Linked DNA regions of Homo sapiens: region 2 is linked to region 1. A link is a loop called in an ENCODE intact Hi-C map of the cell type or tissue named here. Cell type or tissue: GM12878. All regions are shown on one strand. Each heading gives the region's core, and the rest is flanking DNA. Links, peaks and the distances in the headings are about the cores only. Region 1 has its middle 24 kb from the start of LINC01063. Region 2 overlaps PAK2 (p21 (RAC1) activated kinase 2).

Evidence for each region. Peaks named below come from ENCODE experiments on the same cell type or tissue, not always from the same donor. Only the 100,000 strongest peaks of a DNase experiment are listed, where the experiment ranks them.
Region 2: it touches region 1 in a loop (3-fold over the local background); 6 of 110 quality-filtered maps call a loop at or near these places.

The regions. Positions count from the first base shown.
Region 1 is chr3:196,601,107-196,616,569 of GRCh38, reverse strand. No RefSeq gene overlaps it. Among named protein-coding and RNA genes, the nearest start is that of LINC01063, 24 kb to the left of the region's middle. In GM12878, for the core only: a CTCF peak has its summit at 7,112 (motif pointing left); a DNase peak (open chromatin) is centred at 6,999; H3K27ac peaks cover 418 bases.
Region 2 is chr3:196,830,640-196,845,935 of GRCh38, reverse strand. PAK2 (p21 (RAC1) activated kinase 2) reads right to left here. Exons shown (of 15, transcript NM_002577.4): 15 at 13,289-15,296. Among named protein-coding and RNA genes, the nearest start is that of SENP5, 30 kb to the left of the region's middle. RefSeq lists a silencer at 3,783-3,937. In GM12878, for the core only: a CTCF peak has its summit at 7,886 (motif pointing left); DNase peaks (open chromatin) are centred at 7,855 and 10,648.

The sequences.
Region 1 (15,463 bases), core at 3,239-11,238:
GAAATAAAGGACACAGAAGAACCAGCTAGAACACTGTAACTGCAGCCATAAAAATGAACGAAATGTGGCCGGGCGCGGTGGCTCACGTCTGTAATCCCAGCACTTTAGGAGCCTGAGGCAGGTGGACCACTTGAGGCCAGCAGTGTGAGACCAGCCTGGCCAACATGGCGAAACCCCGTCTCACCTGAAAATACAAAAATTAGCCGGGCATGGTGGCGCGCACCTGTAATCCCAGCTACTCAGGAGGCTGAGGCAGGAGAATCGCTTGAACCAGGGAGACGGAGGTTGCAGTGAGTTGAGATCGCATCACTTCACTTCAGTCTAGGTGGCAGCGTAAGACTCTGTCTCAAAAAAAAAAAAAAAATGAAATTATGTCCTTTGCAGCAACATAGGTGGAGCTGGAGGCCATTATCCTAGGTGAACTAACTCAGAAACAGAAACTCCAATACTGCATGTTCTTACTTCTAAGTGGGAACTAAACAATGGGCACACATGGACATGAAGATGGAATGGACTCCAGAAGGGGGGAGGGTGGGAGGGATGAGGGGCAAAAAATTACCTATTAGGTACAATGTGCACTATTGGGTGATGGGTACACCAGAAGCCCAGTCCTCACCATAATGCGATATAACCCATGTGGCCAGGTGCGGTGGCCCACACCTGGAATCCCAGCACTCTGGGAGGCCAAGGTGGGAGGATCACTTGAGGTCAGTAGTTCAAGACCAGCCTGACCAACATGATGAAACCCTGACTTTACTAAAAAAATACAAAAATTAGCCAGGCGTGGTGGCGGGTGCCTGTAGTCCCAGCTACTTAGGAGGCTGAGGCAGGAGAATCACTTGAACCCAGGAGGCAGAGGTTCCAGTGAGCTGAGATCGTGCTACTGCACTCCACCCTGGGCAACAGAGCAAGACTCTGTCTCAAAAAAAAGAAAAAAAACAAAAACAAACAAACAAACAAAAAACCATGTAACAAACATGCGCATATACCCCATCAGTCTAAAAAAAAAAATGTAGGTCGGCATTTGAGTCAGAATTGGTATGTTGTATGATGTGGATAGTGATTGAGGATTTTCTTTTTTCCAATATAACTAGAATAAATTTCAGGTTATTCTGAAAATAAATAAATAAATAAATAAATAAATAAATAAATAAACATGAAAAAGCTCTAGGCTGGGCACGGTGGCTCACGCCTGTAATCCCAGCACTCTGGGAGGCCAAGGTGGGCAGATCACTAGAGGTCAGGAGTCTGAGACCAGCCTGACCAACATGGTGAAACCCCATCTCTACTAAAAATACGAAAATTAGCCAGGTGTGATGGCGGGCTCCTGTAATCCCAGCTACTCGGGAGGCTGAGGCAGGAGAACTGCTTGAACCCAGGAGGCAGAGGTTGCAGTGAGCCGAGATTGTGCCATTGCACTCCAGCCTGGGCAACAGAGCAAGACTCCATCTCAAAAAAAAAAAAGATAAAAGAAAAAGCTAAATTCCCATTGCTCCCAAGCTGAACAAATTCATGAATTTGAAATACTACCATGTGTATGTTTATTACCTCTGTTACTGGGACTCTATAGACTGAATACTTCTTGAAAAAAATTATTCTTGGGCACTATGGCTCACACCTGTAATCCCAGCACTTTGGGAGGCCAAGGCAGGCGGATCATAAGGTCAGGAGTTTGAGACCAGCCTGCCCAATATGGTGAATCCCCGTCCCTACTAAAAATACGAAAATTAGCTGGATGTGGTAGCATGCGCCTGTAGTCCCAGCTACTTGGGAAGCTGAGGCAGGAGAAACATTTAAGCCTGGGAGGTAGAGGTTGCAGTGAGCCAAGATTGCACCACAGCACTCCAGCCTGGGTGACAGAGCCAGACTCCATCTCAAAAAAAAAAAAAAAAAAAATTTTTTTTTTTTGAGATGGAGTCTTGTAAAATTTATCCTTTTTTTTTTAATCTTATTTTTTTGAGATGGAGTCTTGCTCTGTTGCCCAGGTTGGAGTGTAGTGGCATGATCTCGGCTCATTGCCACCTCTGCCTTCTGGGCTCAAGCAATTCTCCTGCCTCAGCCTCCCAAGTAGCTGGGATTATAGGCGCCGGCTACCACACCCAGCTAATTTTTGTATTTTTAGTAGAGATGGGGTTTGACCATGTTGGCCAGGCTGGTCTCGAACTCCTGACCTTAGGTGCTCCGCCCACCTCAGCCTCCCAAAGTGCTGGGATTACAGACATGAGCCACCGCACCCGGCCAAAAAAATTATTCTTGAATTTAACTGTCTCAAGTAGAAGGTTCATGGCGTCTGAGTGGTACCACTGTCATGTGATGTGTAATGTGAACTATACTGATGATATAATAATGGCGTAATGAACTATGTTGATGATATATGATATGTATTTTGTTTGGTTTTTCTTTTTTCTTTCTTTCTTTTTTAGACGGTTTGGTTCTGTGGCGCAGGCTAGAGTGCAGTGGCATGATCTCGGCTTGCTGAAACCACTGCCTCCTGGACTCAAAGGATCCTCCCACCTCAGCCTCTCGAGTAGCTGGGACCACAGGCATGCGCCACCTCGCCCAGCTAATTTTTGTATTTTTTGAGGAGACGAGGTTGCCCAGGATGGTCTCAAACTCCTGGCCTCAAGCGATCTGCCCCCTCAGCCTCCCAAAGTGCTGGGATTGCAGGAGTGAGCCACTGTGCCCAGCCTGATTACTTATTTTATGTTATTTTATTTTGAGATGGAGTCTCACTCTGTTGCCCAGGCTAGAGAACAGCGGCGTGGTCTCAGCTCACCGCAACCTCCGCCTCCTGGGTTCAAGCCATTCTCCTGCCTCAGTCTCTCAAGTAGCTGGGATTACAAGTGTGTACCACCATGCTCGGCTAATTTTTGCATTTTTAGTCAAGACAGGGTTTTACCACATTGCCCAGGCTGGTCTTGAATTCTTGACCTCGGGTGATCCGCCTGCCTCGGCCTCCCAAAGTGCTGGGATTACAGGCGTGAGCCACTGCACCTGGCCCTGATATGAATTTTTAAAAAGAGAGCACTTTAACAATGAAGCTTCCTTCTATTTATCAGCATCATCCATAAAAGAGCCCTAAGTTCCATAACAACCAGATGAAATGCGTGGTCCTGGATTGGATCCTGGTTTGAACAAAACAGCAGTAAAGGACATTTTGGAATCAACTGGGGAAATTTTGTGGATTAAGTATTAAATAATGTCGGGAGGTTATAGTTAATTTTGTTGGGTGTTATATTTTGATTTTGGCTATGCAGAACATATTCTTTTTTTTTTTTTTTTTTTTTTTTTTTTTTGAGACAAAGTCTCGCTTTGTCACCCACACTGGAGTGCAATGGTGTGATCTCGGCTCACTGCAACCTCCGCCTCCCGGGTTCAAGTGATTCTCATGTCTCAGCCTCTGGAATAGCTAGGATTGGAGTCACCCACCACCACGCCTGGCTAATTTTTGTATTTTTAGTAGAGATGGAGTTTCACCGTGTTGGCCAGGCTAGTCTTGAATTCCTGACCTCAGGTGATCCACCCACCTTGGCCTCCCAAAGTGCTGGGATTACAGACATGAGTCACCGCTCCCGGCCAATATTCTTACGTCTTAAAGATACACACTGAAGTATTTAGGAGTGGAATGTCATGACACCTTTATATATGTATTTAGATATTTCATAAAAAATTAATGAAGTGAGCTAAAAGAGAAGACACTCTTCCCACAAGGCAGTAGTCATGCAGGAGAAGAAAAGCACGTTGAAGTTGTACTAAACATCAAGTTAAAGCCACCACACATAACTCCTTGGCAAGGAAAGGGCCCACGATGGCATTGTTCTCACCTTTTCCTTCCTGCTTAGACCCCTTCCTGACTCCCTCTGGTTGAGTTTCTGAGAAACTCATGCCTCTACCAAGAGACCTCCCCGGGAGGGCTTAGCCTGGAGACTCAGGTATGGAAAGGGCTGTCCCAAGGAAAAGTGAGGCCAGTGGAAGAACACTGGAGGAGGGAGGTTTCAGATGGATAAAAGGCAAAACAGAGCTGGTTTCTTAGGGGAAGCAGTAAAATTTCCATGCCTGGAAGGGTCAAGCACAGGCTGGAAGGCTTGTTGGGAGTGACTGAGTGGGGAGGGAGGCTGGCCTTGGAGACTTCTACAGCGCCTTTCAGCCTCAGACACCAGGACCCAGAAGAAGGGTAGGTGAGGCTAGAGATGGTAAGAATGAGACAGAGAGGCGGAAAGCGAGGCCGGGGCCAGGCACTGACCGAGCTGGGACTCGAGCTGTTTCTCTCATCTCTGCCTTCCCTCCCTGGAACCTGCTTTGTGGTGCTGCTTCCTGTCTCCTACAATCTGGAGAAGTCAATTTCCTGTGGTAGCTGATTTCATTTGATAAGAAAAGGGAGGGTAGGTCAAACGAAGCCATTGCAGGGACTGTCCTTGAAAAGAAACAGAAGCTCAGTCTTGGCACGTCCTCCTCCCATCCTGACCATTCTAAAAGGAGGGAGATTTAGGAGAGAAGCCACAAGCCAAATGATCATAAGATTTGTTTTGAACTTTGCAAATACTATATTTAAAGCCAACAAAAAATAGTGACCAGCATATTTCCTAGCTCCAGGCAGAGCAGAACAATGCAGTTCAGGTCAATAGACGGGACCCTAGGGCCTGTTTGTGCTGGGTTTGGACAGGATATAAAGATGAATAGACTACCCTCAAAGCATTTTCAACCCTCAATTGCAGCCAAAAGGCTAAAAAGAAGAACTCGCTGTAAAACATCCTTAGTCCTGAATTACCTGGAAAGAATATAGAATCTCCTTGGAAACATTTAACATATATTCTTTCTGATCCTCTTAGTGTGGTTTCGATGTAGCCTTACCTGAGGGGCAAAAACAAAAACAAAAAAACACCTAAAACCAATGACCCATTGGCGTCTCATTCAGACCTAGGATTCTAGAGATACATCTCCCTATTAGTCTCTCTTGGCCCCAGGGAAAGAAAGAAGCCACCTTCCCTGACAAGGGGCTAGGAGCCAAATCCCTAGAAATAAATCCACCTGGTTCTGTGCTGTCTTTCCTCTCAATGGCCCTGGACCCCTCAAGAGTTCAATTTGAAAGACGTACAACTATTATGTATCCGTAATAATTAAAGATAAGAAATTTTTGGCCTGGCCTGGTGGCTCATGCCTGTAATCCCAGCACTTTGGGAGGCTGAGGCAAGGAGGATGGCTTGAGGCCAGGAATTCAAGACCAGCCTGGGCAACATAGAGAGACCATATCTCTAAAAATAAATTAAAATAAATTTTAAAAGATGTTTTTAAGCCAACTTGTCCCAACACCTAATCCTTTGGCTGAAATTCAAGCAACATGCCCATGAGACAAGGGCCAAAGTGCTCTTGAAAAAGAGCTAGTAATGATAAATAATGTTTTAAAAACACTCCACCATAAATGCAAACTTTTCACATTATTATCTTACTTGAGTATCTCACGTCTGTGAGGTATTTATTTTTATTATATTTTAGAGACAAGGCGCCACTCTGTCACCATACTAGAGTCTAGTGGCACGATCACAGCTCACTGCAGCCTCCACCTTCTGGGCTCAAGGGATCCTCCTGCCTCAGCCTCCCAAGTAGCTAGGATTACAGGCATGCACCACTATGCCCAGCTAATTCTTATTTTTTGTGGAGATGGGGTCTTACTTTGTTGCCCAGGCTGGTCTCAAACTCCTGGCCTCAAGCAATCCTCCAGCCTTGGCCTCCCAAAGTGTTGAGATTACAGGCATGAGCCACTGCGCCCGTCCTCTGTGAGATATTTATGAAAGGCATTATTAATACCCATTTATAGATAACAAAACTGAGGGCCGGGCGTGGTGGCTCACGCCTGTAATCCCAGCACTTTGGGAGGCCGAGGCGGGCAGATCACGAGGTCAGGAGATCGAGACCATCCTGGCTAACACGGTGAAACCCCGTCTCTACTAGAAATACAAAAAAATTAGCCGGGCATGGTGGTGGGCACCTGTAGTCCCAGCTACTCGGGAGGCTGAGGCAGGAGAATGGCATGAACCCGGGAGGTGGAGCTTGCAGTAAGCTGAGATCACGCCACTGCACTCCAGCCTGGGCAACAGAGTGAGACTCTGTCTCAGAAAAAAAAAAGAAAAGAAAACTGAGGCCCAGAGAAGGCAAGTGACTTGCCCAAAATTAACTATGTGACCTCTAACCTAGTTCAACCACGCCCAAGATGATAAACTCCCATGTACATGTTTGTCACCTTGGCCATGGTGGGACTAGGTTAGAGGTCACACAGTTACCACGCTGCCTCTACTGTGGTACACCTAGATACCGAGATAGTATAAGGGCATTGTAACAGTGGATTTCAGGGAGAAGCAGTGAGAAGGTCCTAGGATCACATTTTTGGGGATTTCTGCAAAACTACCCCTCATTACAGTGTTTTGATCCCCAGCCCCCCAGGTCCTACCCCCAGGCATTCCTTCTCCACATGCCATGCGGGTGTGGACAAAGCTATAGACCAGATTGCAGGTGGGTGTCTATGTTCTCATCCAGTCTAGCAAGTGAGTGGGGAACATAGAGATGTGTAAGAAATTGTGAGAGGCCTTTGCCTTCCGGGTGATGATAGTCTTGGAGATCAGTGTGATGCCTCTGGGGTAGGTGAGGAACTGGGGGAGCCAACCAGCTTTTCCCTTCCCTTATGCTGTGTTTCTTATTTCCAGAAATATTCTTATTACTAGAAGGTGATTATTTGGCCAGACCTATACTCCTGACCATTGGGAAAAAAATGGGAAAATGTTGGACATGAAGGAAGGGAAAGAGAAGAGTGAGAGAAACTAGAACATTTATGGCCGAAGCAGAGGATAAGAAATTAGGAAAAAGCAAAGAAAAAAAAGCCAGGTCCTCAATAGTATTGAGTGCATCTTCCTCCTTCCAAAATAAACGGCTGCCAGCTTTAGAGAAAACATATTTGTGGCTCAACTCACCACAGGTGCGGGTTTGACTCTGAAGTGGGACTGAGGAACTAGTTTACTTTTTCCATTCCATGTGTTTCCTCATGCAAGCTCCTCCCCACAGGGCACCCCTTGGCACCCCACCCTCCCCTGGGCACCTGACATGTGCCGCTGCTGCCCCCTGCTGGGAGAACACTGTTGGATCCCGGGGAGAGGGACTCCTTTCAGAGTGGCCACATCAGGGGCAGGAGAGGAGGGGACTTTGAAGGGTAAGTGATAAAACAGAGCATTTAAATATAGCCAGACACTAAAATCTTTTCACAAAATGTCTGAAACGTCTGGCTTATAATCAGCATACAGGCCTGTGAAAAGGGGTCAAGGAAGTATAAGGTGGTTGGGTACCCACCTGAGATGGAAGCCTTTTAATGAGGCCTAGACTACCCATCTCCTCCCTTTGGTATATCTGAAGCATTTTAGCCTTCTTAAAGCACAATGTTTATTAAGTGGTAAAAAAATTATTCAAAGACTACATGGCTAAGATAATAAGCTTCATACTCTTCGACAACTGTTTTCTTCCCTTTTATTCCAAAGTCCACAAACTGACCCCAACTTACCTCTTTATTTCTGTCTCCCACTATTCTTCCTTGCACAGGCTGTGACCTATGTTGTCTTCTACCAACTCCCCCTGCACACACACTTATAGCTCTATAAATAACACACATTATAACAAAGTTATGAAACAAGAACTAACAAAAATGAAACAAGAACAGGTAAATATTTTTAAAGCCAATAACCTCATCATTGTATTTTTTATTCTTTGAATTCTGTGCTGTGTGCCTATGTTTCATATTCAAAAATAGTAAATTCATTAGTTTATTTTTAAATGAGAAAAAAATGGGTTAGAAATCTTACGAACATGACATATGTTTAATGACTTTTAAAATCTAATAGAATAAACTCCATACTGAGCACAAAGAGAAAATTTGTGAATTAACACAAGACAGAGCAGTAAACACGATAAAGACATTTTTTCAAGTAAAAAATATGTGACATCAGCTAGGCAATCGAGACAATACATTGGGTCTCTAATATATCCCCTTTTAAAAGCCTCAGAAGAAAATAACAGTAAAGGAGAAATGATTGAACAGATTATAGTTCATGTGAATATCCACATGTAAGAGAATGAAGTTGAATTCCTACCTCACACCATAAACAAAAAAATAATTCTAAATTCTCATAGACCTAAATGTGAGAGATCAAACTGTAAAACCCTTTGAAGAAAACAAAGGAGTAAATCTTTGTGACTTTGAACTAGACAATGGTTTCTTAGATATGAAACCAAAAGCCCAAGTGACAAAAGAAGTAAATAAATTGGACTTCAACTCAACAATAAAAAGACAAATTACGCATTTTTTATTTTAGTTTATTTTATTTTTTATTTTTGAGACAGAGTCTCAATCTGTCACCCAGGCTGGAGTGCAGTGGTGCAATCTCAGTTCACTGCAACCTCTGCCTCCCAGGCTCAAGCAATTCTTGTGCCTCAGCCTCCCAAGTAACTGGGATTACAAGTGTGTACCACCATGCCCAGCTAATTTTTTAAATATTTTTAGTAGAGACGGGGTTTCATCATGTTGCTCGGGCTGGTCTTGAACTCCTGAGCTCAGGCAATCTGCTCACCTCGACTTCCCAAAGTGCTAGGATTACAGGCATGAGCCACTCCACCCGGCCAAATTACTCATTTTTTAAATGGGCAAAGGATCTGTACACAAACAACTTAGATGCCTGTGAGGAAAGCATGCTTAGTTCCTACTCCTAAGATTTCCATTCATTTCAAGGACCTCTATTGGTGTGATAGTCTCAGTCTCTCTGCCTCTTTACTCATTCTGCTCCTTGGAGGACAGAGTGATGTTAAATAGTAAATTTAGGAAGAATAATCTGGATATGTTAGTTCTGCTTTTCTTTTTGGGGAGCAAACTGCTGGCGGTGTTTTATATATATATATATATGTTTATCAAATTGTTTGTATATTTGTTGCCTTGATCTACTAAACACTCAGCTAACAGACCTAAAGCTACGTCCTCTAACCTGGTCGCTACCAGCAATAAAGATAATATTTTGGCCTCTACAGGGGCCAAACCCAAGCAGAGAACCCTATCTTTTTATTGGATCTTCAAAGACAATATTGAATGACATAAAAGATGATGAAGATATGCTACAGTCATGGATGAGAATGCATTTCATCATAAAGATACCAATTCTTCCCAAGTCTATTGATTCAACATGCATATTGATTTATATTTTCAATTTTCAATAAAAATCCCAACAGAACTTCCAGGTGACTTCACAAGGTACGTTCTAAAATCTATATAGAAGAGTAAAGGGCCAAGAATAACCAAAACAATTTTTTAAAACCAAAAGTTTGAGGGAATTGCTCTTTCAAAATGAAGACTGGGGCTGGGCACCCTGGCTTATGCTTGTAATCCCAGCACTTTGGGAGGCCAAGGCAGGCGGATTGCGTGAGCCCAGGAGTTCAAGACCACCCTGGGCAATGTGGTGAAACCCTGTCTGTACAAAAAAATGCAAAAAAATTAGCCAGCATAGTGGTGTGTGCATGTAGTCCCAGCTACTTGGGAGGCTGAGGTGGGAGGATCACTTGAGCCAAGGAGTTCAAGATCAGGAGTTGGGCCCAGGAGACAGAGGCTGCGGTGAGCCGTGATCACAGGGCTCATGCCTGTAATCCCAGCCTACGATCCCAGGAAGATCACTTGAGATCTGGAATACGAGCTCAGCCTTGGCAACATAGTGAGACTCCAGCCCTAGAAAAAAGCTTATTTAAAACATTATAAAAGATCTATAAAAAGGATTGACCAGGTGTCATGGTGCACACCTGAAGTCCCAGCTACTAGGGAGGCTGAGATGGGAGGATTTCTTGAGCCCAAGAGTTCAAGGGTACAGTGAGCTATGGCCATGCCACTGTACCACAGCCTGGGTGACAGACCAAGACCGTGACTCTAAAACAAAACAAAAACCCTAAGATTGATTATAAAGTGAGAACAACTAAGAGTGTATAGTACTAGCCTATGTGTAGACAAAGAGGCCAAAAGAATCAGACAGTCCAGGAGCTGGCCCATGTATATGTACATATGGAAACTTGATATGTGACAGAGGAGGCACTGTAAATCAATGGAAGCATAAGCTATTCAATAAATAGGAGCAGGATACAATATTAACAGTATGTATTTAATAATGAAATTTCTACTTTCTCCATAACAAAAATAAATTCTAGATAGATTAAAAACCTATATTAAAAATGTTTTAAAGACTATTTCTCCTTTTGTTTTACAGATATGGACAGAAGCCTCAAAATACCTTTTATGCCTTTCATGGCCCATGATGCAAACTTGTCACGATGTTGTCAACTAATACAAGCCCTGGGTCGGAAAGCCTGTTTAATAAATCGCCAGGGCCAGAGGTGTAATGCAGAGGGATAAACAAGTTTGTTAAGTGGATGACCCTTGTGAGTCTTTTTTCAGGTAACCTAGCAATAAGCTGGCTCTTCAGGGAGGGCCACAAACCCCCTCATGTATAAACTGTCTGGATTATTGGGTTGTTTCTAACATTATTTCTTAGGCCAGAAAGGCTGAAACCTGAATTGCAAAGACACCTTGGTCAGATGATCTCTGATTCCTCCATAATTCTTTTTTTTTTTTTTGGAGACAGAGTCTTGCTCTGTTGCCCAGGCTGGAGTGCATTGGTGTGATCTCGGCTCACTGCGAGCTCTGCCTCCCAGGTACAAGCAGTTCTCCTGCCTCAGCCTCCCGAGTGGCTGGGATTACAGGTGCCCACCACCACGCATGAATAATTTTTGTATTTTTAGTAGAGACGGGGTTTCACCATGTTGGCCAGACTGGTCTTGAACTCCTGACTTCAGGTGATCCACCTGCCTCAGCCTCCCAAAGTGTTGGGATTACAGGCGTGAGCCACGGCGCCTGCCCTCCATAATACTTTATAAATGCGTGAGACAACAAGGAATTTTATATTCCCTCTCTTGTACAGAACACATGATGTGTCCAGCTATGCCTAGCCTAAGCACTCTTCCCCATGAAATGGTGAGAATCTTGGGCACTATATGCATCCCCTCACACCTGCAGGTTGAAACATACCTGTACCATGTGTTATTTTTGCTGCTTGCCCTCGTCCCTTGCTTGATAAACAGAAATATTGATGGTGATGAACAATGAGGCAATATCTAACAAAGGCGGAGATGAGCATAAGCCAGAACTTGAGAATGCCGCTTCTCATAATGTATATTCTAGAGACTAGAGCACATACATACAGAATTCATTCCAGCTTTGTTTGTAATCACAAATTGGAAACAACCTAAATGGTCGTGAACAGAAGAATTGATAGACGGTAGTATGTTGGTGAAATGGAATACTGTACGGCAGCGGTCCCCAACCTTTCTGGCACTAGGGACCCGTTTCCTGGAAGACCATTTTTTCATGGACTGGGGGTGGGGGATGGTTTGGGATGATTCAAGTGCATCACATTTATTGTGCACTTTATTTCTATTATTATTACGTTGTAAGATATAATGAAATAATTATACAACTCAGCATAATGTAGAATCAGTGGAGCCCTGCACTTGTTTTCCTGCAACTAGACGGTTCCATCTGGGGATGATGGGAAACACTGATGGATCATCAGGCATTAGATTCTCATAGGGAGCATGCAGCCTAGATCCCTCATATGCTCAGTTCACAATAGGGTTCACATAGCTATGAGTATCTAGTGCCGGCGCTGATCGGACAGGAGGCGGAGCTCAAGCAGTAATGCGAGTGATGGGGAGCGGCTGTCAATACAGATGAAGCTTCACTTGCTCACCCGCCTGCTGCTCCCCTCCTGCCGTGTGACGCAGTTTCCTAACAGGCTGTGCACCTGTGCTGGGGTTTGGGGACCTCTGCTGTACAGCAATTAAAAAAGAAGTAACAGTTCTATGTTTAGGAATGGATAAATCACAAGAACACGAAGTTGCAGGAGGACATAAACGGTTCGTGGCACACACGCATGTGTATATATCCTGTATATGGTTTAGAAATATGCAAAAAATGCTAAGCCTTCTTTATAGATCAATGGATATGTAGAAACATAACAAAGAAAACCTGGAATTGTATTAAAAAAATACAAACAAACAAAAAACCTTTTCCCAAACTAGGAGGAGGCTGAGAGACCAAAGAATGACTGAGACACGTCCAGCTTGGCAAGTAGATGAGTTTATTTGGACCTACATACAAGGCCTCCTGGGCAGTAGCAGGACAGCTTTAGAGACCTGCATTGCCTCCCATTTTCCCACTCTTTTTTTTTTTTTTTTGAGACGGAGTCTTGCTCTGTCTCCAGGCTGGAGTGCAGTGGCGTGATCTTGGCTCGCTGCAACCTCCGCCTCCTGGATTCAAGTGATTCTCCTGCCTCAGCCTTCTGAGTTGCTGGGACTACAGGCTCATGCCACCACGCCCAGCTAATTTTTGTATTTTTAGTAGAGATGGGGTTTCACCATGTTGGCCAGGCTGGTCTCGATCTCTTGACCTCGTGAACCACCCACCTTGACCTCCCAGAGTGCTGGGATTACAGGCATGAGCCGTGCCCGGCCACACTCTTGAGCTGCCTTTAAGCTAATTTTCTGGCTCTTTGCCCACTGTGTGAGTGATGGACTGTTTTTCTTGGTAGTTTCTTAGAAACCCTCCGGGACGCTTGGTTCTGAGGGACACCTGCTCCTCTGCTGGGCACTGTGGCCTTGGCTCATGGCCTGGCCTTCAGGGTTCAGGCAGCAGACACACACTCTTTAGTAACTTGGCTGGGGACCCATCACACTACAGAAAAGCATGAAAACAAACACAGCAATGACACGTGTCAAGTTCTGGAGAGAGAGGGAAAGGAGTCAAATCACAGGCATAGATGTATAAGAGGCTTCAACTGTATCTGTAATATTTCGTTTCTGAGAAAAAAATATCTGAAGCAAATTTGGCAAAAGGTTAAGATTTGCTAAAGCTGAACATTGAGCAGATGGGTGTTTGTTGTTATTCTCTTTACTCTTCTGCATATTTCTTTTTTTTTTTTTTTTTTTTTTTTGAGACAGAGTCTCTCTCAGTCACCCAGGCTGGAGTTCAGTGGCGCGATCTCGGCTCACTGCAAGCTCCGCCTCCCGGGTTCACCCCGTTCTCCTGCCTCAGCCTCCCTAGTAGCTGGGAGTACAGGCGCCCGCCACCACGCCCGGCTAATTTTTTTGTACTTTTAGTAGAGACGGGGTTTCACCGTGTTAGCCAGGATGGTCTCGATCTCCTGAGCTCGTGATCCGCCCACCTCGGCCTCCCAAAGTGCTGGGATTACAGGCGTGAGCACCGCGCCTGGTCTCTTCTGCATATTTCAAAGATGTCAGAATTGAAAAATAATAGTCACTGACTTAGCATGACAGAGAAACCTTCAAGCATAGATTTGCAAAGGGAGATACCTGTGGGAACCAAGCCACTAGAGTCACAGAATCTCAAGGAGGCAGCAAAACGGATTTAAAATTGGGCAGAATGTTGTGTGACAAAGCACGATCCACTGGGTGTTGTGTCTGTACATACACGGGACCTGGAAGGACACGGTCAACTGCAAACTGCTCGTGATTGTGGACGGCCTTGTTCTCTGCTTCTTGTGTTTTTCGGTTTCTTATAATGCACATATTAACTAAGAGTAATTAAATTATCCTAATTTCTATCACATTAATTTATATTAATTTAATTAATAAATTAATTAAAAATAAAGATTACTTTTAAAACCAGAAAAACATGGTTGGAAGAGAAAAACCAACCTTAAAATGTTTTTTGACATTTGGGACATAAACATTGCCTGAAATGAAAACATAAATAAATAAATGGAATATTGGGAAAGCTTGGTAAAAATTAAATTGCTATACATTCTACAAATTGCTAAAAGGAATAAAGTTTTGGCTAGGCGTGGTGGCTCACACCTGTAATCCTAGCACTTTGGGAGGCCGAGGCAGGGGGATCATGAGGTCAGGAGTTCGAGACCAGCCTGACCAACATGGTGAAACCTCGTCTCTCCTAAAAATAGAAAAATTAGCCAGGCTTGATGGTGCACGCCTATAATCCCAGCTACTCAGGAGGCTGAGGCACAAAAATCTTTTGAACCTGGGAGGCGGAGGTTAGAGTGAGCTGAGATCGTGCCACTGCACTCCAGCCTGGGTGACAGAGCGAGACTCTGTCTCAAAAAAAAAAGAAAAAAAAAAGTAATAAAGTTTTAGCGAGCAACATTGGTAAATTGCTATTAATAAATTTGTGCAGCCAGGCGCAGTGGCTCACACCTGTAATCCCAGCACTTTGGGAGGCCAAGGTGGGTAGATCACCTATGGCTAGATCACCAGCCTGGCTAACATGGTGAAACCAGTCTCTACTAAAAATACAAAAATTAGCCGGGCGTGATGGTGTGCACCTGTAGTCCCAGCTACTTGGGAGGCTGAGGCAAGATAATCGCTTGAACTTGGGAGGTGGAGGTTCCAGTGAGCCAAGATCACACCATTGCACTCCAGCCTGGGCGACAGAGCGAGACTCCATCTCCAAATAAATAAATAAATAAATATAAATTTGTGTTAACAATTTTATTTGGCAAATTGATACATGCTTAAATACCATTTATCTTTTAAGGTTCTGCTCAGATGACACCTGCTCCACAAAGTTCCTTGGACCCTCCCTCACCCGCAAATGCCCTCATGTGGCGTTCCTCCTGCACTTCCTTCAGCTGTTCTCATTTTCTATATGTTACAACTATTTAGAAAGGTCTCGGCTTCCTCACTGGGCCTAGATCCTTGAGGGCAGAGTTTTACTTGTCTATGCCGGCCTGTCAGTGTGGTGCTCATGGTGGGTTCTTAGTATCTGAAAAAGGGAAAGGAGGAGGAAGCTGGAACCCTAACTGGGGAAAGGATCAAATAACTAAAAATTCAGCTTCTTCTGGCCTGCAAAGTGTCAGGGATCTATAACTGTGAGTGCTCTGAGATTAGGCCACAGACTTTTGCTGTCTCAACATTTTCTCCTCTTGGGACATTTCCTTTGAGTTGATGTTCTGCCAGTTTCTACATTCAGGCTCAGCCTATGGTGCCAACCTGTCAGTGTGGTGCCAGCGAGGTGCTCTCAGAGGGAGCAAGGCAAGAAGAGGTGACGAGAGCCCCAGACACAGTCTCACACTGAGGCATGGGCAGCAGTAAATGAGGAGAGGCTGGGTGAGGACCAGAGGACCAGGAGTCCAGGCCAGGATGCGACACAGAAAAGGCAAGGGTTAGATGGGCAAGGTGTGACATCAGAGCCCGGCAAGAGGTCTCTGGCTGGGCTTTAGGGTCGCTACATTTGGCAAATACAAATAAAGAATGCCCTCACCTCACACCCTTTAGGATGGCTATTTGGGAAAACGAAAACATCAGATAGACGCGTTGGTGAGGACGTGGAGAAATGGAATCCTCGTGCACGGCTGGTGGGAGTGTA
Region 2 (15,296 bases), core at 4,801-12,800, 230 kb before region 1:
TGGCGTGCATTGTTTTATTAGAAAATTCAGGCCGGGCGCAGTGGCTCGCGCCTCTAATCCTAACACTTTGGGAGGCCAAGGTGGCTGGGTCACTTGAGGTCAGGAGTTTGAGACCAGCCTGGCCAACATAGTGAAACCCTGTCTCTACCAAAAATACAAAAATTCGCTGGAAATTGCTTGAACCTGGGAGGCAGAGGTTGCAGTGAGCTGAGATTGTGTCACTGCACTCCAGCCTGGGCAACAGAGCGAGACTCTGTCTTAAAAAAAAAAAAAGAAGAAGAAGGCCGGGCACGGTGGCTCACACCTGGAATTCCAGCACTTTGGGAGGCCGAGGCAGGTGGATCATCTGAGGTCAGGAGTTTGAGACCAGCCTGACCAACATGGAGAAACCCCATCTCTACTAAAAGTACAAAATTAGCCGGCATGCCTGTAATCCCAGCTACTCGGGTTCAAGTGAGCCTTGAGGAGGCTGAGGCAGGAGAATTGCCTGAACCTGGGAAGCAGAGGTTGTGGTGAGCCAAGATCACACCATTGCACTCCAGCCTGGGCAACAAGAGCAAAACTCCGTCTCAAAAAAAAAAAAGAAAGAAAGAAAATTCACACATAAGGGTAGCCAGTGTCTAGTCAGAAAGGTTACTTACACACTAGAGGCAGCTACTACTGGCACTTTTTTTTTTTTTTTAAGAGATAGGGTCTTGCTCTGTTGTTCCAGACTGGAGTGCAGTACTGCAAGCATTTCTATTATCTACATCTCAATCAACGCCTGAGGCTCAGTTAACAAGCTGAGTGATGATCAGAAATAGATTTTTTGGCTGGGTGTGGGGGTTCACACCTGTAATCCCAACACTTTGGGAGGCCGAGGCGGGAGGATCACTTGAGCCTAGGAGTTTGAGATCAGCCTGAAACCGCTATTGCAAAATTGTAACTGAGTCAGTGAAAGAGATCCGACCTAACCGACTCCATCTTGCGTCTAACCTCCAAGCTGCCCTTGTTCATTCCTGGGCGTAGGCTGAACTAACTTGGGGGGAAACTTAATTTATAGTTTAAAACAAAGACGGTAACAGCCCTTTCCCAAAGCAGACCTCCTTCTTGCCGGGGGACTAGACTAACATTAGTCACAAGATTAGAAATGATGGTTTAGGAGCCATGCAGCTGGAGGCTACAAGATTCTGACCCTCCCTACACTGCTCCTAAGATCAGCGCTTGAGATACTTTGCAGACTCCACACTTGATGGATCAGCTGGCACCACCCAGATGGATAAACTGGCTCATCTGATCTTGTGGCCCCGACCCAGGAACTGACTCAGCGCAAGAAGACAGCTTCAATTTCCCATGATTTCCTCTCCGGCCCAACCAATCAACACTCTCTCACTGGCCTTCCCCCACCCACCAAATTATCCTTAAAAACACTGATCCCCCAATGCCTGGAGAGACTGATTTGAATAATAATAAAACCGCGATCTCCTGTACAGCCGGCTCTGCGTGAATTACTCTTTCTGTACTGCAGTTCCCCTGTCGTGAGGTATCAGTTCTGCCTAGGCAACGGGCAAGGGGAACCCATTGTGCAGTCACAAGCCTGGGCAACATAGTGAGACCCCATCCGTACAAAAAATAAAAAAAGTAGCCAGCTGTAGTGGCGAGCATCTCTGCTCCCAGTTACTCAGGAAGCTGAACTGGAAGGATTGCTTGAGCCCAGGAGGTCAAAGCTATAGTGAGCCATGATCACACCACTGCCCTCCAGCCTAGGCAGCAGAGCTAGACACTGTCTCGATAAATAAATAAATAAATGGAAAAAGAAATGGCTGTTTCCTGATGAACTGAGTTGCTTGTTAATTGGTAATGAGGTCATCAGTGGGCTCTCATCAGTGAAATGAAAGGTGTTCGGGATCCTTCCATTGGCTAAAGTTATTTGAGAGACTCCTGCTGCCTTTGCATAAACAAGGTGTAAGAATCTAGTGAGGTCAGCAACGCGACCCCTTAGGAATGGCCCTCAGGGCTCCATCGTTACATAATCCTGTGACCAGCCACTAGTTAAGAGGATGTCTGGTTACATGATGCCATCTTTAAGGGTAACAGAATCCTGGCCCCTGGCACGTTTCCCTCTCTGCCTCAAGTGAACTTTTCATGCAAAGTTGTGGACAGAGCATTTGGGACAGAGAGCATGGATTATAGTGAGCTACAGGATAGGCTGAACAAACACTTTTGCTGACAAATGTTTGCTTAAATGAGCTTTCAGGTGTGTGACAAGATTTGGTCTGCGACTTGCTTTCATTATAATCTGGCAGGGGGGTTGTCAGAAGTTAGTTAACCCTCACCACCTCAAACTCCATAGGTAGCTATAACTTTACAGAAACAACCTAAGCATGTCCGGGTGAGGTGGCTCACACCTGTAATCCAAGCACTTTAGAAGGTTGAAGCGGTGGATCACTTGAGGCTAGGGGTTCAAGACCAGCCTGGGTCACATGGTGAAACCCGTCTACAAAAAAACACAAAAATTAGCCGGGTGTGGTGGCTGTAGTCCCTACTTGAGAGGCTGAGGTGTTAGGATCACTTGAGCCTGGGAGGTGGAGTTTACAGTGAGCTGAGATCGCACCACTGCACTCCAGCCCGAGTGACAGTGTGAAACCCTGTCTCAAAAAAAAAAAAAAAAAGGAAAAAAACAACCAAACAAAAATGAGGCATGATCAAACCTGGCTTAGGTTCATTTGCAACAATCTGCAGACCACGTTTTTCTTTATCCCTTTGTCAGAGGTGTTTGAACCGGAGTGACTCCATCTTGAATAAGGACTGGTTAAAATAAGGCTGAGGCCTGGAGGTCAGCACAAGATACAGGTCATAAAGACCCTGCTGATAAAACAAGATGTGTTACCAAGCCAGCCAAAACCCACCAAAACCAAGACGGCAATGAGGTGACCTCTGGTGGTCCTCACTGTTCATTAGACGCTAATTATAATGCATTAGCTGCTGAAGGACACTCCCGCCAGCACCATGACAGTTTACAAATGACATGGCAACGTCAGGAAATTACACTGTATGGTCTAAAAAGGGGAGGAATCCTCAGTTCCGGGAATTGCTCACCCCCTTCCTGGAAAACTCATGAACAATCCACCCCTTGTTTAGCATAACTGTAAGTATATTCAGTCAAGCAGCCCAAGCTGCCGCGCTGCCTATGGAGCAGACGTGCTCTATTCCTTTCTTTTCCTTTTTTTTTGAGACGGAGTTTTGCTCTTGTGGCCCAGGCAGGAGGAGCTCAATGGCACAGTCTCGGCTCCCTGCAACCTCTGCTCCCGGGTTTAAGTGATTCTCCTACCTCAGCCTCCCGAGTAGCTGGGATTACAGGCGCATGCCAACACTCCCAGCTAATTTTTGTATTTTTAGTAAAGATGGGGTTTCACCATGTTGGCAGGATGGTCTCGATCTCTTGACCTGGTGATCCGCCTGCCTCGGCCTCCCAAAGTGCTGGGATTACAGGTGTGAGCCACCCCGCCCGGCCCTATTCCTTTACTTTCTTAATAAACTTGCTTTCAGTTTACTCCGTGGACTCCCCTGGAATTATTTCTTGCATGAGGTCCAAGAACCCTCTCCTGGGGGATTGGGTCCCTTTCCATGAACACCTTTCTACCTCTTCTCCTTCCAAAAGTCCAGAGTTTACTCAGCCACAAAAGCTCCTCAATATAAAGTCTACCAAAGGCCAGGTGCAGGGGCTCACACCTGTAATCCCAGCACTTTGGGAGGCTGTGGCGGACGGATCACAAGGTCAGGAGTCCAAGACCAGCCTGGCCAATATGCTGAAACGTCTCTACTGAAAATACAAAAATTAGCCAGGCATGGTGGTGGGCGCCTGTAGTCCAGCTACTGGGGAGGCTGAGGCAGGAGAATCGCTTGAACCTGGGAGGCGGAGCTTGCAGTGAGCCGATTACACCACTGCACTCCAGCCTGGGTGACAGAGTGAGATTGCGCCCCCCACCCCCCAAAAAAAGAAAAAAATAAAGTCCACCAAACTCTGCAATTCTGAAAGAGGCCAGTCTTCAAAATTGCCTTTTGTGCCTCATTTCCCTATCCACTAATTCAGACACACAACAGGCCCTCAGCATGTTTAGGAGTTATGACTGAAGAGCATCTGAATGGCGAGTATTAAAGTTTGCACTAAATTATCCTGAAAAGGAGGCAAAGGGGGTATACAACGTTCATTCATCTCTATTGGATGCCTTTTTTTCTTCCTCCTAGAAGCAGGATCCCTGAATTAGGATAGGCTGAAATTTATAGGCTTCCCAACTATTCTCCTTTTTGAATATTATTATTATTATTATTATTATTATTATTATTATTATTTTGAGATGGAGTTTCACTCTTTGTGCCCAGGCTGGAGTGCAATGGCATGATCTCAGCTCACTGCAACTTCCACCTCCTGGGTTCAAGCGATTCTCCTGCCTAAGCCTCCCAAGTAGCTGGGACTATAGGAGTGCGCCACCACACCCGGCTAATTTTGTATTTTTAGTAGAAACAGGGTTTCACCATGTTGCCCAGGCTGGTCTTGAACTCCTGACCTCAGGTGATCCACCCACCTCAGCCTCCCACAGTGCTGGGATTACAGGCATAAGCCCCGGTGCTGGCCTCTACAGGCTACTTTATGGCTTCTGTAAAGTGTCTCTTTATACTAAAATTTAGAGGACTATGTATTTCTGACTTTGAACCAATGTTTCATTTATCTGGCTTAAATTGAATTAAATTGTTTCTCTTTTGAAGTGCAATTTCAACTATCCATAAAATAGTTTCCAATCCAACATTTAAAATCTTTCAGTAAAATCCTCCCTTTTTGTTTATTTATTTATTTTTTGAGACAGAGTCTCACTCCATCACCCCAGGCTGGAGTGCAATGGTGCGATCTCGGCTCACTGCAACCTCTGCCTCCTGGGTTCAAGCAATTCTCCTGCCTCAGCCTCCTGAGTAGCTGGGATTACAGGCGCACGCCACCATGCCCAACTAATTTTTGTATTTTTGTAGAGATGGGGTTTCACCATGTTGGCCAGGCTGGTCTGGAACTCCTGACCTCAGGTGATCCAAAGTGCTGGGATTACAGGAGTGACCATTTCTAGGTACTTTGTATTTTTGATCTGTTATAAATGGTAGATTTTTAAGATTATGTGTTCTATTTGTTGCTAGTGCTTAGCAATATAATAGACTCTTGCACACTGATTTTGCATACAGCAAACTTGCTAAATTTCTTAATTTTAATAGTTTATCATATCAACCTTATCTGAAAATAATGAGATTTTATCTTGCTTTCCAATTCCTTTTTTTTTTTTTTTTTTCGAGACCAAGTCTCACTCTGTTGCCCAGTCTGGAGTGCAGTGGCGTGATCTCGGCTCACTAAAACCTCCACCTCCCAGGTTCAAGTGATTCTCCTGCCTCAGCCTCCAGGATTACAGGTGCCCACCACCACGCCCGGGTAATTTTGTATTTTTAGTAGAGACCAGGTTTCACCATGTTGGCCAGGCTGATCTCAAACTCCTGACCTCAGGTGATCCACCTGCCTCGGCCTCCCAAAGTGCTGGGATTATAGCCGTGAGTCATTGTGCCCAGCCATTGCTTTCAAATTCTTTTTTTTTTTTTTGAGATGGAGTTTCGCTCTTGTTGCCCAGGCTGGAGTGCAATGGTGTGATCTCGGCTCACCACAACCTCAGCCTCCCGGGTTCAAGTGATTCAGTTCACTCCTGGCTGGCACAGTGGCTTCACTGTAATCCCAGAACTTTCGGAGGCCGAGGCACGTGGATCACCTGAGGTCAGGAGTTCAAGACCAGCCTGGCCAACATGGTGAAACCCCGTCTCTACTAAGAATACAAAAATTAGCCAGGTGTGGTGGCTCACACCTGTAATCCCAGCTACTCGGGAGGCTGAGGGAGGAGAATTGCTTGAACCTGGGAGGCGGAGGTTGCAGTGAGCTGAGATCATGCCACTGCACTGCAGTCTGGGCAACAGAGCAAGACTCTATCTCGGAAAAAAAAAGTTCACTCCTAATTTGCTAAAATATATATTTTTAATCATGAATTGATACTGAATTTTACTAAATGCTTTTTTTTTTTTTGAGATGGAGTTTTGCTCTTTTTGCCGAAGCTGGAGTGCAATGGAGAGGTCTCAGCTCACTGCAACCTCTGCCTCCCAGGTTCAAGTGATTCTGCTGCTTCAGCCTCCCGAGTAGCTGGGATTACAGGTACATGCCACCATGCCCGGCTAATTTTTGTATTTTTAGTAGATACAGGGTTTCACCATGTTGGTCAGGCTGGTCTCGAACTCCTTACCTCAGGTGATCCACCCACCTCGGCCTCCTAAAGTGCTGGGATTACAGGCGTGAGCCACCGTGCCCAGCCAATGCTTTTTTTTTTTTTTTTTTAAGAGACAGTGTCACTCTGTCATGTGGGCTGGAGTGCAATGGTGCAATCACAGGTCACTGCAACCTTGAACTCCTGGGCTCAAGCCATTCTCCTAGCTCAGCCTCCAGAGTAGCCAGGACTATAGGTGTGCTACCATACCTGGCTAATGTTTTTTTATTAGGTTTTTTAGAGACAGGGTCTCACTATGTTGCCCATGCTGGTCTTGAGCCTGGCCTCAAGTGATTCTCCTGTGTTGTCCTCTCAGAGTGCTGGGATTACAGGTGTGAACCACTGGGCTCAGCCACTCTCTTTAATCTGTTGAGATGCCCAGATAATCTACTAATACTGTAAATTATCTTGATTTTTACATGCATAAGCCTACTTGTTTAGGATGCACTACCTCTTTCATACATTGCTAGATTCGGTTTGCTAGTAATATATTTAATAATTGCACATTTGTATTTATGAGATTATCCTATACTTTTTTTTTTTTTTTTTGAGACGGAGTTTTACTCTTGTTGCCCAGGCTGGAGTGCAACGGCACGATCTCGGCTCACTGCAACCTCTACCTCCTGGGTTAAAGTGATTCTCCTGTCTCAGCCTCCTGAGTAGCTGGGATTATAGGTGCATGCCACCATGCCCAGCTAAAGAGAGGGAGTTTCACCATGTTGGCCAGGCTGGTCTTAAACTCCTGACCTCAGGTGATCCACCTGCCTCAGCCTCCCAAAGTGCTGGGATTATAGTTGTGAGCCACTGCGCCTGGCCTATCCTATAATTTTCTTCTTCAATTATTTTGGTATCATGGCTACTCCATCCTTATAATAGAATTTGGGGAATGTTTTCTATATCCTCAAATACTTTGTGCAGGATTGGAATTTTTTCTTTGAATATTCTTAGAACTCATTGGTAAAACTGCCTGGGTGTTTGCTCTAAATTTCATCCAGGGAATGGGGAAGAACTACCCCTGTAAAATGGGTTAGAAGAGAGGGAAACAAACATAAATTGTCTTTGATTGCAGCCTTCAAGAACTGCTTGGTCTACAAAACTGACCAGTATCTAGGTATAATGCAAAGAGAAAGGTCTGAAAAGATGGAAACTAGTAAGAGATTTCCTTTGGAACGGGGACTTGGACTGGGATTGAAGAGGCTTTCTTTTGTCTGAATGGCTGAAATTTTATAAATCAGAATGTATTTCTCTATTATGTAGTTACTTTTTTTTTAAGAATAAGAATTATTACAGGGAGCCAGGCTCTCTGGAGCACTAGGAAGTTGGGGAGACACCCAGACTTGTTTTCTCTCCCTATGAGAATGTAGCTTTGCTGATACCAAGTTTGACTCAAGAACCAAAAGAACTCCATGTTTCTGAACAGTGAGACTGCTTGTAACATTGAATAATGTTACATTTGAGTTCTTCCAGAATGGGACATAAACCCGAGGATAGCAGGGCAATGGCAGGAATTGGGCTTTCACCTCTGGCAGGCTCCATCTTTGAGGAGCATGACAGTGGGAGCAGCACCCCCTAGAGGACACTTAGGGGCCAGGAACACCCATGAAGGACTATTTGCTCAGGGTCACCTAGGCTCCTGCTAAACTAAATCAATCAATTGCTCAATCAGGAATTTGTAGCAGATACTTGTGGTCTCCTCCCACGATGGATCACTAAACTTGCAACACTGCCAATTACATTTAAACTGCATTTATGACTTCATAAGCAATTACGTTTCTTCAAAACTAGCTCTCTAGCTGAGATGAGGCCTAGAGAGTTGAAAAGTTTCCAGTTCCTTAACCCAGAAGAGCTGAAATTCTACCTGGATAACACTGAAGAGATTAATGCTCTAGCCCCTTTTCTCATATCTAAAAGTGAGCACCCCATCAACCATGTAGTATCAAAGGAGTCAACAGACGGGGCAGTGCTCTGTAGAAATAGTAGGGGAAGAGCTACAAAAAAATTCCAATAGAGCAATTTTCACACTCAAACTATAGTAGTCACAATTATATACTATTTCCATCCCTCCTTCTTCACTAACGAGTCTCATTTTATCTGGAGAAACACTCTTCCCTAGACTCTCTTGCAGCTATGAGGTGCCAAATGACAGTTCTGGCCAGTGGGACAGAAGTTGAGGGTTTCTGGGAAAATTTGTGTTCTCTCGATATAAGCACTACTCCCTTGTGCTTTCCACGTTGCCTTTTGCCATCTCTCTTTCTCCTGCTTGACACCCGGACAAGAGGTTGGAGGTGCACCAGCCATCTAGTATCTATGTTGCAACAGGCATTAAGGATACAGGCCTACATGCTAAGAATGATAGAGTGACAACGTGGAGTCCCAAGTGCTGGTGGGGTTGCTGGACTCCCTGGTTGTCCCAGGACAACCCCAGACTGACAAACACTGAACTTCCTGTTACATTAAAGGTACTAACACTTTGGAACCTGTGGTTTACAAACTTATTTCTAATAGATACATAAAACAATTCTTGGCTGGGTGTGGTCGCTCATACCTGTAATCCTAGCACTTTGGGAGGCCGAGGCGGGAGGATCACTTGAGTTCAGGAGTTTGAGACCAGCCTGGGCAACATAGTGAGACCTTGTCTCTATTTAAAACAACAAACAAACAAAAACTTCAAAAACCAATTCTTGAATTAAATTTTTTTCTTTGCAATCTCTCTTCAGGAAAGTGATTATCCAAACTACAATGCACAGTCTCATATTGCCAGCTATGCAATACTGTAAAATACACAATTTCACAATGTGTGGCCAAATAGGGATGTACTGGGGGCCTTCTTTGTGTAAAGCTCTGTAACAGCTGGGTGTGGTGGCTCACGCCTGTAATCCCAGCATTTTGGGAGGCTGAGGTGGTGGATCACTTGAGGTCAGGAGTTCAAGACCAGCCTGGCCAACAAGGTGAAACCTTGCTTCTACTTAAAATACAGAAATTAGCTGGGTGTGGTGGCTCACTCCTGTAGTCTCAGCTACCTGGGAGGCCGAGGTAGGAGAATTGTTTGAATCCGGGAGGCGGAGGTTGCAGTGAGCAGAGATCATGCCACTGCGTTCCAGCCTGGGTGACAGAGTGAGACTCTGTCTCAAAAAACAACAAACAAAAACTTCAAGAACCAATTCTCAAATTAAACTTTTTTATCTGCAATATCCCTTCAGGGAAGTGATTATCCAAACTACAATGCACAGTCTCATATTGCCAACTATGCAATACTGTAAAATACACAATTTCACACTGTGTGACCAAATAGGGATGTACTGGGGGCCTTCTTTGTGTAAAGCTGTGGAACAGCCAGACGTGGTGGCTCACGCCTGTAATCCCAGTACTTTGGGAGGCTGAGGCGGGTGGATCACTTGAGGTCAAGAGTTCAACACCAGCCTGGCCAACATGGTGAAACCCCGCCTCTACTTAAAATACAAAAAATTAGCTGGGCGGTAATGGCACGTGCCTGTAGTCCCAACTACTCAGAGGCTGAGGCAGGAGAATCGCTTGAATCCAGGAGGCAGAGATTGCAGAGAGCCGAGATTGTGCCACTGCACTCCAGCCTGGGCGACAGAGTGAGATCCTGTGTTAGAAAAAAAAAAAAAAAAGCTGTGTAATATTTGCAGCATAATTTCCATAATGCATCCATTTTTTAAATACGAGAGATGGGAGAAAAGTGCAAATAGCTCTGTGCAGCATCCTGTTACTTCTGCATCTGCTCCCGCAATATCAGAGGGGAAAAAAGCAATGAGAGGAGACTACATTTATCAAATGTTGACTTTGTGCTAGACATCATTCTAAATATTTTATTTGAAATGAATGAATTTAACCCTGAAAACCCCCTATGATGTAGGCCCTTGTATTATCACTCAAAACAAAGCACAGAAACAAGCCCACCAATTCACATTAACCGTTTTTGTGCACATTCTACTAGAGAGGGCTGTTACTAACTTCAAAAAGCGTAAGGAGTCCTCCCCCTAGCAGCAAATCTCAAAATTAAACACAGTTTCATTTAAAAGAAACTCACAAGTTCAAATGTGACTCTAAGATGAAACTAAGTAAAAATAAGCTTTCATACAGTTCTGTGTCTTGCTTAGTGACTGGATGGGGAACGTGCAGCAACAAACACTCGTGCACTCAGACCCATGATAACACCTTGACCAGCTGTGCTTTGTCATAAAAAAAAGACACTACGGAAATGGGACAGAGCAGGCGCATAATGGAACACCGTTTATCCGTGGTAAAATACGCAGGGCTGAAGGGAAGTGGAAAAGTATTTGCTGACAATGCAAGTTATATGAAAGTAGCTGATCCACATATCCAACAGTCCATGGCCAAAGGTCACTTTCAATGACACCACAGTCTTACGGCATGCTCCAATAGAGCATGAACAGATGAACAAATGAGATGGTCATTTACACTCCTACAGCACCAAGAGTGTGAACAAAACAGTGACAGTATCTATACTAAAACCTCAAATGATTAAGATTTTTAGTTTACTGAAAAACAGCTCAACAAAGATACTAGCAGCAAATCGTAAAGTGTACTAAAATGTAAGGAATATTGAATGTGACTAAGATGTCTTCTAGTTTCAATCCTGAAACTCCTTAAAGATTTTACTGACAATATATTAAAGCAATCACAGTTGGATTGTACTGTTAGATATTACTTAATTTTATGGCCGTGATCAACTAGGTTTTGAAAATGGTACACTTCTATTTTATTGAGACGGAGTCTCAAAAAGCTGTAGTGCAATGGTGTGATTTTGGCTCACTGCAATCTCTGCCTCCCGGGTTCAAGCGATTCTCCTGCCTCAGCCTCTTGAGTAGCTGGGATTACAGGCGCCCGCCACCATGCCCGGCTCATTTTCTATTTTAAGTAGAGACGGGGTTTCACCATGTTGGCCAGGCTGGTCTTAAAACTCCTGCCCTCAGGTGATAGATACACCCACCTCGGCCTCCCAAAGTGCTGGGATTACAGGTGTGAGCCACTGCGCCTGGCCCTATACTTCTATTTTAAATATAGAAGTCAAAGTGAAGTAGTTTATTAAGAATTGGAGGAAAATAGTTTTTTGGCAACGCGTTGATGATGCTGTGCTGTACATACCTACAGGTCTAAGAATGAAAAACAGAAATGTATGGCACTGTCACTCTATCTGGCACTGTCACTCTATCTGGCCTGTTACAGCACTACGAGGGTGAGACGTTTGCATCTGCTCCAGAGCAAACTGGGACGGATGAACGAGGGAATGCAACGGGCACCTTCTAACAACTATCCAGAGATGACGTATCCACGGGCGTCATTCCTTTCAAGATCAGGAGTCTCTTTTTTTTTTTTTTGAGACGGAGTCTCGCTCTGTCGCCCAGGCTGGAGGGCAATGGCGCGATCTCGGCTCACTGCAACCTCCGCCTCCTGGGTTCACGCCATTCTCCAGCCTCAGCCTCCCGAGTAGCTGGGACTACAGGCGCCTGCCACCACGCCCGGCTAATTTTTTGTATTTTCAGTAGAGACGGGGTTTCACCACGTTAGCCAGGATGGTCTCGATCTCCTGACCTCGTGATCCGCCCGCCTCGGCCTCCCAAAGCGCTGGGATTACAGGCGGGAGCCACCGCGCCCGGCGAAGATCAGCAGTCTCTTCACGTAACTCACAAGTTTATATAAATGCTGTCATTTTCTGAACAAATTGTTTCCCAGAAATGCAGCATTTTTAGTCTTTTTCCCTAACCCCAAACTAAGATGTATGGGTAAAACAGCTATAATCAGGATTATTGAGACTATAAAATTCTCTTTATAGAGATATAGGCAATTACCAACTCTTTTTTTTTTGAGACAGGGGCCTTGCTCTGTCACCCAGGCTGGAGTACAGCGGCACCATCTTGGCTCACTGCAACCTCTGCCTCCCAGGCTCGAGCCATCCTCCCGCCAAGCCCTAGAGATAGAGCTTCTGAAATTAACCACAGGCTTTTAAAAGTTTTCTTAGGCAATGCTTTGAGCATTTGCTATTAGTTCAAAGAAATATAAATGTTAGAACAAGACGAAACAGCCATATAGTGTAACAAATACATTTCAAAGTCATTGCCTCCCCTTCTCACCCAGAATATATATATATATATATATATTTTTTTTTTTTTTTTTTTTTTTTTTTTTTTTTTTCTTTTTGAGACAGGAGTCTTGCTCTGTCACCCAGGCTGGAGTGCAATGGCATGATCTTGTCTCACTGCAACCTTCACCTCCCGGGTTCAAACAATTCTTGTGCCTCAGCCTCCCAAGTAGCTGGGACTACAGACATGTGCCAGTACACCTGGCTGATTTTTTTTTGTATTTTAGTAGAGATGGGATTTCATCATGTTGCCCAGGCTGGTCTCCTGCCTGAGCTCAGGCAATCCGCCAGTCTCAGCCTCCCAGTGCTAGGATTACAGGTGTGAGCCACCACGCCTGGCCTTATTTTATGCTTTTTGATAGTAAACCATTATTGTGGCTGTTCCCTATGTTAGGGTACCTAAGATTCCAAATTAATTCACATAATGAAGTGATGCCTTACGACGTATTGCACTCTAAAAGGTTTCTTGGTTCACTTAACACAGAAATTCTGATCAGGTTTTTATTACTCCAGCAAGGTGTGTGTTCAAATCAGAACTGTTTCCCTGGGTCTGATAGAGAAACATTGATAAAGAAAATTATTCTGAACTTGATTTAGAAAGGGAAAACTTCCCCTAACTACTCAGGAGGCCGAAGCAGGAGAATCACTTGAACCTGGGAGGCAGAGGTTGCAGTGAGCTGAGATGGCGCCACTGCACTCCAGCCTGGAAGAAAGAGTGAGACTTGTCTCAAAAAAAAAAAAAAAAAAAAAAAAAAGGAAAACTTCATGTTTACTGCCCACACATTTCTAGAAACCTTCCTACTTTGGAGCTTTGTAATAAATTCAAAATGATGGCACAACACCATTAAAAGGTTTAAAACATTTATCACTAAAAATACTAAATGTTCTTTGAAAACCTATTAAGACATTTAAATATTCTTTTATGCTATCAAAAGACATTAAAATATTCTTTTACGCTGATCAAAAGAAAGAATAAAAGTTTAGGAAAGGGAAAAATGCACACTTTTTTTAAAAAGTTTATTTCTAGCCCTGAAAGAACAAAATTATTGAACAAAGTCAAAATACAGCAGTTAATGTCAATGTATAACAATTAAATAATTGAACGGGATTAAATTAAAAATAAAAGGCATAAAATTTGAAGACAACAGAAAAGACAAAAACTACTTTTGCTTAATTCCATTTCTATCAAAACAAGAAAAAAAAAGCCAATGCGTTCCAACCAAAGATGTTGAATTCCACACGTAACTGTTTCTCTTATTACTTCTGTTCTCTTAGAAACACTTCTAAGTTCTAAGAGAACAGAAGTGTGCTTGACAGAACTATCATCCATTTCTTTCTGCCTCTGTCTTGGCAGCTTTCTAGAGAAGTGAATGGGAAAGACTTCGGTTCTTTCAAGGCCAGGCCAGCGCTTGCTTCTTCTTTCGAACTCCAACCTCATCCACCACAGCATCTTTGCCAGAGTGTTCAATCAATGTGTTGACTGAGAAAAAAGAATGTGTGTATCTATTTTTTCTTATATACACACACTATCAAAAAACTGATTTTACCAGTTTCAATACCTACTGTGGGAGCAGCGGAGACAGGAAGACAATCTGCTTTTTGTATTACTATGAAGTTCCACTATAAAAAACCCCAAATGAGTATTAATCTGGATTTTAGCTATAATCTATAATATTTTGACACTGACATTTCACTAGATGTGGATCTCAGTATATTTTAAAAGATTTAGACTCAAAAATGGATGCAAATTCTTTAAGCATCTATTTTGTTTTTTTCTAATTTTAGCTACTACCTGATCAGATCTAAAATTATTCTGGCTAGAATACAGTATATACAAACATGTATTTAAGTGAGCCCTAAAAGAAATACTCATAGGTGGTTTAGAATCGCTTGTTAGAGGCACAGGTTCGTTTACAGTTGCTGGTTACTAGACTGTACGCAGCTGGACACTTCTATGTTAAAGGGAAGAGAATGAATACTATGTGCCAGGCAGTCAACACATGAAGACAGAGTTGTATTAGCCTCAGTGTCTTATGCTTCACAATTACTCGTTTACTTTCAGGTAGGATAAAATGTTCCATGTTTCATAGTTTCCCAGTTTTAATTGTCCCTAAAAGCAGCAGAAGAAAAAAGAAAAAGAGAAGATAACTTTAAATCTAAAATAAAATAAATAAGTACTATAATAATACTGTCCTAATAACACAAGAGGACTATTAAGGTAACTTTCAGATTTAAATGGGAATTTTCATTCTAAAGTGATGACAAAAAGGGTAAATATAAAAGGCAATTATTTAAAAAACATGAGGCCAGGTGCAGTGGCTCACGCCTGTAACTGCAGCACTTTGGGAGGCCAAGGTGGGCAGACTGCCTGAGCTCAGGAGTTGGAGACCAGCCTGGGCAATGTGGTGAGACTCTGTCTCTACTAAAAATACAAAAAAATAGCTGGGTGTGGTGGCGGGTGCCTGTGGTCTCAGCTACTCAGGAGGCTGAGGCATGAGAATTGCTTGAACCCAGGAAGCGGAGGTTGCAGTGAGCTGAGATCATGTCACTGCACTCCAGCCTGAGTGACAGAGTGAGACTCTGTATCAAAAAAAATAAAAATAAAAAACATGAATCTTGATTCAGATATAATTTTTCTTTCAACAAGTTCTGAATGTTTTAAAATTAATAAATCACAATTCTGTATTACTTTTAAGATTGTTTAAAAATGACACATTTCAAAATTAACCAAAGTATATTTCTGTTAGAGGTTAGTTTATCCACGTAACTTAAGAATAAACCACAGCGTAGCTCCCTTAACCAAAGAGCCAGGTTTTAATGACAAGTCAGTTGCCAGCAATGGACGTGCAGGT